Linked DNA regions of Homo sapiens: region 1 is linked to region 2. A link is a loop called in an ENCODE intact Hi-C map of the cell type or tissue named here. Cell type or tissue: OCI-LY7. All regions are shown on one strand. Each heading gives the region's core, and the rest is flanking DNA. Links, peaks and the distances in the headings are about the cores only. Region 1 has its middle 35 kb from the start of LINC02049. Region 2 holds the start of STXBP5L (syntaxin binding protein 5L).

Region 1 (5,380 bases), core at 82-5,081, 110 kb after region 2:
ACGTAATGAAGCCTCCATAAAAACCCAAGGGAAGTGGGTTCAGGGAGCCACTGGAGAGCTGACTACGTAAAGGTGCCTGGAGGGTGGTCTGCCAAGCCCTGCACCTCTTCCCACATGCCTTGCCCTAGGTATCTCTCCATCTGACTGTTCTTCTGTATCCTTTATAAAACCCTTTACAATAAATGGGTAAATATGTTTCCGTGAATTTTGTGAGCCACTTTAACAAATTAATAAAACCTGAGGAGGGGGGTTATGGGAACCCTAATTTATAGCCAGTCAGTCAGGAGTACAGGCTGCAACCTGGGACTTGCAGTTGGCATCTAAAGTGAGAGGGAGTCTTGAGAGGCTGAGCCCTCAACCTGTGAGATCTGACTCTAACTCTAGGTAGATGTGTCAGAACTGAATTTTAGGACCCCCCCGCCCATGTCCAGTGGAAAATTATTTGGTGTATGGGGAAAATAATTCACCCATCCAGTGTCAGAAGTGTTGTGTTGAGTAGTGTGTGAAAAACAAAAGGACAAGTTTTTCCAATCTCTTACATCTCCTGAAAAGAAATTCAGATTTTATTTCTCCTAAGCTCCTGGATGATGGATTTTAAGAATGAGACTACCTGCCTTTCCTAGTAGGATAAAGATGGGTTGGGGCATGATAGTGACTCTCTTAGGGGCTGAATAGATGTACCTTGCAGGGTGATGTCTCCTGGCATTATTGTTTGTTTGTTTTTTGTTTTTTGTTTTTTTGAGATGGAGTCTCGCTCTGTCACCAGGCTGGAGTGCAGTGGCGTGATCTCAGCTCAACGCAACCTCCGCCTCCTGGGTTCAAGCGATTTTCCTGTTTCAGTCTCCCAAGTAGCTGGGAGTACAGGCACACGCCACCATGCCCGGATAATTTTTTTTTTTTTTTTTGTAATTTTAGCAGAGACAGGGTTTCACCATGCTGGCCAGGCTGATCTTGAACTCCTGACCTCATAATCTGCCTGCCTTGGCCTCCCAAAGTGCTGGGTTTACAGGCATAGCTACCGCGCCTGGCTTCCTGGCACTATTGTTAACAGCACAGCCAAGCCTCAGAGCAGAAACTTTCATTTCTTTTCATGTAACAATTCTAATTATTATTAAAATTATTATATTATCAAAGGTCTGCTCATCGTGTTTAAAAGCAGAAAAAAGTGTCTAAATATTAACAAATGAAATTCAAAGAAATAAAAGTACAGTCTATGGAGTAATAAAATATTTCTATAGCAGAAACAATACATGGCCAGTCATGGTGGCTCATGCCTGTAATCTCAGCACTTTGGGAGGCCAAGGTGGGCGAGTCACTTGGGGTCAGGAGTTTGAGATCAGCCTGGCTAACAGGGTGAAACCCCACCTCTTCTAAAAATACAAAAATTAGCCGGTGTAGTGGTGTATGCCTGTAATCCCAGCTACTCAGGAGGCTGAGGCAGGAGAATTGCTTGAACCTGGTAGACAAAGGTTGCAGTGAGCAGAAATCACATCACTCACTGCACTCCAGCCTGGGTGACAGAGTGAGTGAAACTCTGTCTCAAAAAAATAAATAAAAATTAAAAAAAAATAAGTGCCTAATATATGCTCAAGAAGCAAAGTGAGCCCTTCTGTTATTAAGCAAATGGATAAGTACAAGAGAGTGAGTTTCACTGTTCAGATAATTCCTAAGGAAGGGGCTGTATTATAAGCTCAGGCATTCCGAAGTGGTAGTCCCTGCTCAGAAAGTCATGGGCTATGAATCCTCAGGCCTGGTTCTTCAGCCAAAATTGATGGCTTCCAAGTTGAGGCCCAAGAATATATATGAAATATCAGTGAAATAAGAGCAATGAATCCAGTCCTGGCAAAACAGACAGTGGCGTCTTCTTCGCACTTCACCTCTCTCCTTCAAGGTAGCCATAGCTGTAGTACCTCTAGTTGCTAGGAGCTCTCTCTTTAGGACAACGGCTCAGGTATTGAAAAGCTCTTACTTATGTTGTACTGAAATCTGCCTTCTTTAACTTCTGCTCTTTATCTCTACATCTTGACAGGGCAGAACAAATTTATTCTGCCTGTCACACAAGAGCCTTTTAAATATTTGCAGACAAGGATATGGTATTCCTTTGGTTGACTTTTTTTTCTTCTCTAGGCTAAATGTGATCATTTATGTCAACTATTCCTGACTTCCTGACCCTTACCAACCCATTACTTTTCTTCAAGTTGGTCAAAATCCCTCAAGAATTGTGGTACCTACCAGAGAACCCAGTACTTCAGTGTGGTCTGACCACAGCCCACTGCACTAGGACCAGGGCTTCCTATAATCTCTCCTTCACTTCCCTTCATGCAGTCAAAGACTGGGTTGTTTTTTTCCAGCACACACATCATAATGTTGGAAAATATTCAACTTGTGGATAATTAAAGTCCCCAGTCCTTTCATATGAACAAATGCTCTTTGGGTAATCATCTCCATCCTGAACTTATATGATGGTTTGCTTTTTACCCTAAATATAGAATTCTGCAATTATTTCTGATATATTCCATCTTATTGAGTTAGACAAGAAACTCCAGACTGTCTAGACAATTTTGAATTCTGATTTAGCTCTGTAGCTATAGGTATACTTTCCAGCTTTGTGTCACCTGTAGGTTTAATAAAAATGCCTTTTAACCTATCGATGCATTGCAAAAGTAAAGCAAACTTTTCTGACATTATTGAAAGTGTAGGCTTGGGTACACGATGCAAAATGACTTCTAAATTAGCTACAGCAATTTATAGACAGCCTTTTTCACTTCTCTCCAACCCACCTGCATGACATGCAATACAAAGCACACAAAAAAGAAAAAGAGTCCTACTTAATGTGGGTAGTGAGCAAGGAAGAAAACAGAAAGAAGTAGTGACATTGCTGGTAGCTCTATCTCTATTCCATCCCTGGTCCCAAGAGTGGACATTCTTGTAGTTTTGTCCAGGTATTATCCTTTGGGGATAGAAATGGTTCGTAATGTTTTTATAGTTCATCCTAGACCATGGCTCAGCCTTGCCACCCAACTTCCCTGTCCAGGGAGATCAGAAGCAATAGGTGGCTATCAAGGCATCATTTGAATAGGGTGGATATCAAATACAGCATCCCCATCTGTACAGGACTCAGCCTTTGATAGTTCTTGATCTACCTGCCAGCAACCATTCCTTCCTCCCACTTGCCTTTACCTCCACAGGATCAGTAAGAGCAAGAAAAGTTCTTCTCCTTCTTGATTTATTTCCTCCTACTTAAACCCAGGCAGAGAAACTGGGGCCTAACTTTTATGACCTTGGTGTTAGGAAAACAAAGCTTACTAATAATATTAAGGAATAGAAGTAATTTTATGTCCAGGGCCTGTTGACCAGTATAATGTTTTCTCTGATGCAGTTGACTCTCTGAACCTGAACATATTCTATATAACTTTTACAGCTCCCTTTCCCAAGGGAGATAATCATAACAATAGTCTCTAGGAAATTCCCTTACATGGGCTGATATGTGCTGTCCTTTTTTCCTCATGTCCCAAGATCAGATAATCCAAATGCAACTTTCATAAATGTCCTACACAGTCATCAGAGTGGGAGCTGTAAAGCAAGAGTGGAAGCTAGGACTATATTTAGGAGCTGGCCCTAGGCTTGTGCTTGGATTTCAGCATTGGCTTCTCCTCTTACCAGCCATGTGATCTTGGGCAAATTACTTACCTCTCTATTCCTAAGAGATGGATAAATAAGAATAGAGTTGATGTGATAAGAAGTAATCAAAATAAGTAATACAAACTAGTTAGTACAGTCCCTGGCATACAAACAGTGCTCAATAAAATTAGTTATTATTAAATAGCCTTCTAATATATGTGTTCAGATTTCTTTTTCTACTGTTCAATTTCTGTGCTTTGATCTAAAACAATTAAGAAACATGGTAACAGTGTTACTAGATTTTTAGAATCCTAGCATGTAAAAGATCTAATCCAACCCTTCCTTTGACAGATGATGAAAATGAGGCTCAGGAAGAAAAAAGGAATTTCCTAATGTACACAGTGAGTGAAAGGCAGAGCCAGGACTATAAACTAGATATCCTGACTCCCAATCCTATCCCTAATTATAGCCGCCTTTTTCCCCCTGAGAAAAGAATCAGGATTAACCAAATGCAGATTTAGATGCTAGTATATTTTATATGTAGGAATGTGATAGTTGTTATGGAATATTTGAAAAAAAATGTATTTATATATGTCATTCTGTATAGAGAAATTATAAAAATTATCTATAAATTAGTATGAATAGCAAATGAAGCTTATGTTCAAAACTCCCACTTCCAACCTCCCTGTTTACTCAGCAGCATGGGATTATGGAAAGAACATAGAATTTGGAACGGAGTGAGCTTGGATTCAAATCCCAATTCCACCACTTAACTGCTGGCATGACCTTTATTTAGCAAGTTACTTAGTCCCTTTGAGCCTCAATTTCTTCATCTAGAAAATGGAGATACCGAAACCTGTTTCAGTGATTTTTGTGGTGCATAGGATATATAGTATGGGAACACAGAACCTGGTATAAAGAGATGCCCATCACACATTGGCACCCCTCCTTAGATTTGACTCTCACTTTGCTGTCCTGATTTTGGTGCTCTGCTGGAAGCAAGGCACTGCCAGGTGCTAGCGACATGGGAGCCATATTTGAGAGGAAAGACGGCTGTCTGCTTTGTCATGAGCGGGACGGAAACATGGTTCTTGGAGTTTCCCTCAAGGTCACTTGGGAGCATAATGTTGTTTCCTACAGGACATCAGCTCAGGAAGTATGCCAAGGCCCAGGGTTGCTTACCACAGAGAAATTATCTCAAGATTGTTCAATGTCAGGCCTTGGTATTACTGGCTGGCCTTAGAGCGGTCTGTGCACCAGGCTTATATATCCTAATCCTCCAAGTCTATTATCACCTAACAGCAGCTTTTGGTTTTGGCTCTTGGAGTGTCAACTGCTACAGCCTCCTCTTGGTAAGCTTCCTTATGCATTATGTATTTATAAATATTTATGTAAGGGAGAGGGGTGGGGGGAGGAAGGAAAAGAAGGAAAGAGGGAAGGAAAGAAAGAATGAAGGAAGCAAGCTCAAGGATACAACAGCGATTGGCCTTTGAGAACTAGGAAATAATATTTTGTTCTGAGAGTTAATCTATACAATCAGTCTGTAATGGATCTGATCAGAATATGCAAAGTCGTCTTAAAGTGGTAGAATAGATTATTAGCCAATAAGACTTTTATATCAGTGGTTCCCCAACCTGGCTGATGATCAGAGTCACTTGGGATGCCTGTAAACATTCAGATTCCTAGACTCCTCCACAGACCTAATTATTAGAATTTCCAGTAGAGCTATACAAGCCCGTTATTTCTTTACATGTATCCC
Region 2 (5,380 bases), core at 181-5,180:
TTACAAAACTATATTCATTTATATGACATAAATAACTTAGTAGCCTTTGTTGCATATAATAGGCACATTCCAAGACAACTCAAAAAAGGGCAATAAAATTATAAATCACTTTATGTCATAAAATATAACAAATATAGCAATAACAATATCTCTATGCATTAACCTAATGCTTGTTTTATAAACTCTCATCTTCTCTACCTACCAGAAACTCTCTTTTGCATATTCATTAGAAGTTCAATATCAAAGTATAATTACATAAAATGTTTTCTTACTAAACCAGAACACCCGCTATTTTTGAGTTCCTACAACTGCAAGTTCTTATAAGCCTGTGCATTTGTCTGTTTGTGTATTTATGAAGAGTTTAAGAATGTGAAGGTGTTTTTATTCGGAATTTTAAAGCAATGTCATTGGCCCCCTTAAAATGAACATATTTTCCTATTATCTACTTAATCCTAGCAACATGCTAGTAGCTTTATTCATTTCATACTGAACAGTGAAATAACAATATTTTCTCTGATAACACAAAAAACCAAACGACTATTTGCTTCTTCAGTTAATATAATACACAAATATTAAAAATTTTGTCCACTATTGGATCTTAACATTATCTTGCAAATTCTACTTTTTGTGTGTGCTCATTTCCCACTTAAACTATCATTGCTTTTTAAGTTGACGCCTAAAATATCTATTAAGCCAAACTGATCTACCCACAGAGCTTTCTGCAGCAGACTCTGATGCTGACATCTCAACAGTTTCCTGTTCCTGGTATGTTTTTCCCCCCTTGTTTCCTTACAACAGTATAATAAAGAAATAATAGGCTTTAAGCCAATTCAAAACTTACCTTGCAAATCTGGAAATACTCCGAAGTCAAAGTTTCCTGAATTTCCTCTCTGAGAACCCCTGCAGTCCCCGCCGGATGTACGGAACCACTTCCAGCCCCACCACCACTGTTACTGCCACTGCTGCTACCACTGCCAGGGGAGGAGGCAGTTAAGCCATCCAAAACTTTTCGGAAATTAAACTTCTTCATTTTAAACACTGTTGAGAAATACAAAGGAAAAAAAGGGAAAGAGGTGACTTAACACGTGCAATTAGACCTTGGTAAAAGCCTTTCTCTTTTCATTAGTCAAGTCAGTCCCCATTTTATGAGCATTGGTTACGACCGACTGGAAAAAAAGAGTCAGGATTCGTTTTGCCAAATTTTAATTCTAAAAAGCATATCCTTTTTAAAAAAAGATAAATATAACACAACTCCAAAAGCAACAGTATTCCCTCCTCACACATCAGATTTTCAAGGACTGTATCCCCAGCTGTAACTACGCTTTATCAGCACTGGGGTAAAAATAAAAGGCAGTGTCATCATCGTCATTAGCATTATATCATCATTATTATACAATCAAACCAGAGTTCAACAGACCAAGACTCTGTCTCTCTCTTAAGGGCGGACTTTCCTTCTTCGAAACGTTCGGCTCAGAGTATTTTATTTTCAGAAAAACGACGTTGGGGGAGCCGGTATTTACTCTGCCACCACCTTCCGGGCTCTTCCCCCATCAGCTTCAACGCTTCCTTTTTTGTCACTATGAAAGGCGGGGAGGGGGGTACTTTTTCTAGTCCCCATCCCCCAGCAGCCCGGACCCCAAAACATCTGCGAGTGACCCACAGCAACAGCTGCCGGGGAGGGGGGGAGGAGGAGAACGGCGACACCGTCTGTTTCCACTTGTCCCTCCGCCTCCCCCTCACCTCCCCCTCATCTCCCTCCCCGCGTCCTCTTTCCCCCCTCTCCCCATCTCCTGCTCCCCTCCCTCCACCTCTGCCCGCAGCCGCCGCCGCGCTCTCCCGCCTGTTCGCCCGCCCGCCGTCCGCTCTCCCCGCTGCACGGCAGCCGCTCTCGGGGGACGTGAAGCGGTGGCGGCGACGGCTGCGGCCCGAGTCCCGCCTCAGCCTGCTGGGCGCGCAGAGCCGCCGCTCCCGCTGTCCCTCCCCCAGGCCCAGCGCTGAGGCGCGGGGCTCTCGCCCGCCCGCGGGCGCGCGAACACACAAACACCTCACGCCGAGGCATTCGCGCTCCCAGCCAGAACACACACAAACACCCTCACACGGGCATTCGCGCGCTGGTGCGCTCGCTCTCTGTCTCTGTCTCTCTCTGTCTCTCTCTCTCTCAAACACACACACACACTCACACAGACACACACAGGTGCGAGGGAGCCACAGCTGGACGGCGGCAGCGGCGGCGGCGTCCCAGAGGGATGACTATCTGACCCAGGACTTAGGCACCTTCCTCAGACGCCTCTAGCCGCCTGCCAGCCCGGGAAGCTGAGGGGGCCGAGGTAGGCGGGCTCCGGCCGCTTCTCTGGGCCCTCTGGTCGCGGCGCCTGGCGCTCTCCGAGGTCCTAACCGAGCAGTCAGGCTCCAGAGCAGGCTCCGCCCTCCCGCCGTGGGAGGCAGGCCCCGCCCCCGGGCCGGCCCCTAGCTTGCCCCGCCCTGCTTCTTCCCCGGCAAAGCTGGGAGGTGAAGGGGGCGGGGTGCCCGGGGACGTCAAAGGGCGGGAGTAGCTTCGGCGCCAATCCTAGATTCGATAGGGTAAGTTCTGTGGTCTCCAGGGCAGAAGAAATCTGTGGATAGGCCGAAGGTAAAGCCAATGACAGTGGGAGGGGGGAATTTAGAGAAGTAGGTGAGGTATTTGATTGACAGCGGTATTGGCCAGTATGCTGGGGGTCGTGCTCTGGGGGATGTAATTGGCGCTACCTGTTGAAGGACTCAAGTGTGAATCAATAGAATGCCTGCAAGCGTGCGAATTTGGACGCCTGGAGTCTGAGGATGCGGGAAGCGTTGCTTACCTTAGGTATGGCTCTGGACAGTATGGTGAACTGAGCAAGTGTTTTGCACCTTTTCACTTCTGCGAGCCTCTTCCCGGTCTTCAGGAGCATCTATCTGGCTCCCATCACTCTCCTGCTACCTGCACTCAACTTGTATCTGTGATTAACCCCTGCTGTTACCAATAATGGCTTAATGGTTCGTATCTGCCAAGGAGAATTGTATTTCAACAGTTTCAGAATATATAGCCTTCTAGAGCCTAAGGAATTGATTGCTTACCTTGCTCTCTAGTAAGTAGAATTACTCCTTCCCCATCATCCTCACATATACAAAGATATTTAATTTCTTTAAAGAAATATTTCTCACTCTGTAAACCGTATCAAGAATATATTTTAAGCTATTTCTGTGAGTCACAATAATCATTTTGAAAGATGTATTATTCAGTGCAGAAAAAAAAACTGTATCAGGATAGATTTGGTTCTGAGCCCTCACCTGCTATTGACTTCGGGAAAATTTGGACCCCGATGTCTTTGCGAAATGAATGGCAGTTCAGCGGGTCACAGCTAACTGAGACTTCAATTTGGGCATCACAACAGAACTCATTAGTGATCATTTCAAATATTGTCTTACATCTTACAATCTTTGACCTCTTTTTTTCTTTTCTTCTTTTTCTTCTTTTTCACCTCTCCTCTTCTCTCTCTCTCTTTTCTCTCAATCAAGGGAGAGAGTGGGAAGGAGGAAGCAGGAGACTTGAAGGATGATGACTTGTCCAAGGACATAGCAAAGAAATGGTAAAGATGAAATAGAGCTCAGTTTTTCAGATCCTCAGCTCAACGTTGAATCTTTCTGTCCTGAATGACTATTTCACTCCTTTTGGGACTCCCTACACTGCTGGTAGTCTCTCATTGCCACAGCTAGACAGTAACCTTCTTGAAGGCAAGCATGGAATTGTATATTTCTCCTAGATTATTTAGCACCAGGCACAATATTTCACTTAAAATAGGCACGTAAAGGGTTCTGAAGAGTTGGTTTATTAATATTTTTTATTAAAGATATATGAGTTGGTACCCAATTACATAATGTTTGAAAGGGGTAAAAATAATGGTGGAAATAAGTGATATGTCTGACACAAACTAGATCTTGGTAGGGTTCCAAATTCTGTATTGGGTCCCTAACAACAGGTATCTTTTTACTCTTTTCCACCTTTTTTCTTCTCTTCTTCCTGGCCCATTGCTCACCTCAAAGTATGGACGCTAGTTAAGGATAAAGAGTTTGCTTTCCTTGTTTTATGTCTGTCTTTTCTTTTTAAAAACAGAGGCAAGGAGGGTTATAATAAAGTGGCTGAGTTTTCATTTTTCTAATAAATGAAAGCAAGCCTATAGCAAGTAGTGGTTTGACATTTTGATGGGAGCGAAGAAGGAGAATAGCCCCAATTCAGCAAAGTGAGATGTAATGTTTGCAAACAAAACCTCTTAAACTGATCATCACTAGCACCATATTATCACAAACTAAATGATGGTCTTTATTCTAAAAATTGGGGGAGAGCTGAGGAAAAAAGTACACAAAAGATTGACAGAGATCCTTCTTGAGGACCCTGGAGAGAATTCAATGGACTGCCTGAGTTAGATGGGACAACAAATAGGTATAGGAAGTGGGAGAAAAGCCAAGTCAAAATGTATTCATGTTTCCAAATAAATATTGGAAGCCTAAAAAAATATGATCATTAGGATGCTTAGATTGTGGACTATTTGGGATTATTTCAAATATCTGTGTTCCTCCACAGTGAATAGCATAATGTCTTCTACATAGTAAGTGCCCAGTGAATATTAATTTGAATGAATGGCAGCAAGTAAAAATCATAACATAATTGCAGTCTCAGAGAGCCTGTGCACACAGGATATTGTGATGCCAATTCACAAACTGTGAGCAAAGGATAGAATTAAGCAAGAGGCAGAGTACATTGTGTGTATGAGGAGACAGCAGAAACAATAGCCTAAAAATCTTACTAGGTGAGAGAAGCATAATGAAATATCTATGGAAGTAAATTTCATCCTGGATTAATTAAAAAGCAATAAGATGTTATTTTATAAACCATCTATTAACAGCAATGAGACCAGACCACAGCATATATTTTATAAATAATGTGAGAAACTTCAGAGTTGGATCGGGTAATAATAATGATGACCCCTTATCATTCACTGCAAACTGGAAGAATACTTTGTGGAGAGGAATGGCTGAGGTACAGCTTCTGAATAAGGCTTGATTTCTTCCTAAAATGACAAGTATGAAGAACTGCAAAAAGAAAAATACTTTCAGCTTGATCCATGGAGCAAAATCATCAAAGCATTTAAATAAATCTACTACATCAGAAGGATTTTTAGGATGTGTGTTGAAAATATGTTACAACTCACTTTAAGTGTTCGTGATTTTGGACTCAAGCCAACAATGAAGCTAAGAGAGGCTGCCTTTCCACACCTGCAAAATAATTAAATAATTGTAGAAAGTATGTACATGTGTGGCACTTCACACAGAGAAGAAAATTTAACTGGCTAGGGTTACAGAAAAC

What was found. A loop is a pair of places that touch in the nucleus more often than their neighbours do. Peaks named below come from ENCODE experiments on the same cell type or tissue, not always from the same donor. Only the 100,000 strongest peaks of a DNase experiment are listed, where the experiment ranks them.
Region 1: it touches region 2 in a loop (6-fold over the local background); 1 of 110 quality-filtered maps calls a loop at or near these places.

Annotation. Positions count from the first base shown.
Region 1 is chr3:120,799,047-120,804,426 of GRCh38, reverse strand. No RefSeq gene overlaps it. Among named protein-coding and RNA genes, the nearest start is that of LINC02049, 35 kb to the left of the region's middle. In OCI-LY7, for the core only: no CTCF peak of the experiment used is centred there; DNase peaks (open chromatin) are centred at 2,236 and 2,776; H3K4me3 peaks cover 2,149 bases; H3K27ac peaks cover 2,839 bases.
Region 2 is chr3:120,905,229-120,910,608 of GRCh38, reverse strand. STXBP5L (syntaxin binding protein 5L) reads right to left here and starts at 2,404. Exons shown (of 27, transcript NM_001308330.2): 1 at 2,275-2,404; 2 at 842-1,038. The coding sequence starts at 1,030. It overlaps LOC105374069 (a long non-coding RNA gene), which reads left to right and starts at 2,516. Exons shown (of 6, transcript XR_924399.4): 1 at 2,516-2,580. RefSeq lists a silencer at 2,333-2,572. In OCI-LY7, for the core only: no CTCF peak of the experiment used is centred there; DNase peaks (open chromatin) are centred at 838, 1,618 and 2,428; H3K4me3 peaks cover 2,806 bases; H3K27ac peaks cover 1,808 bases.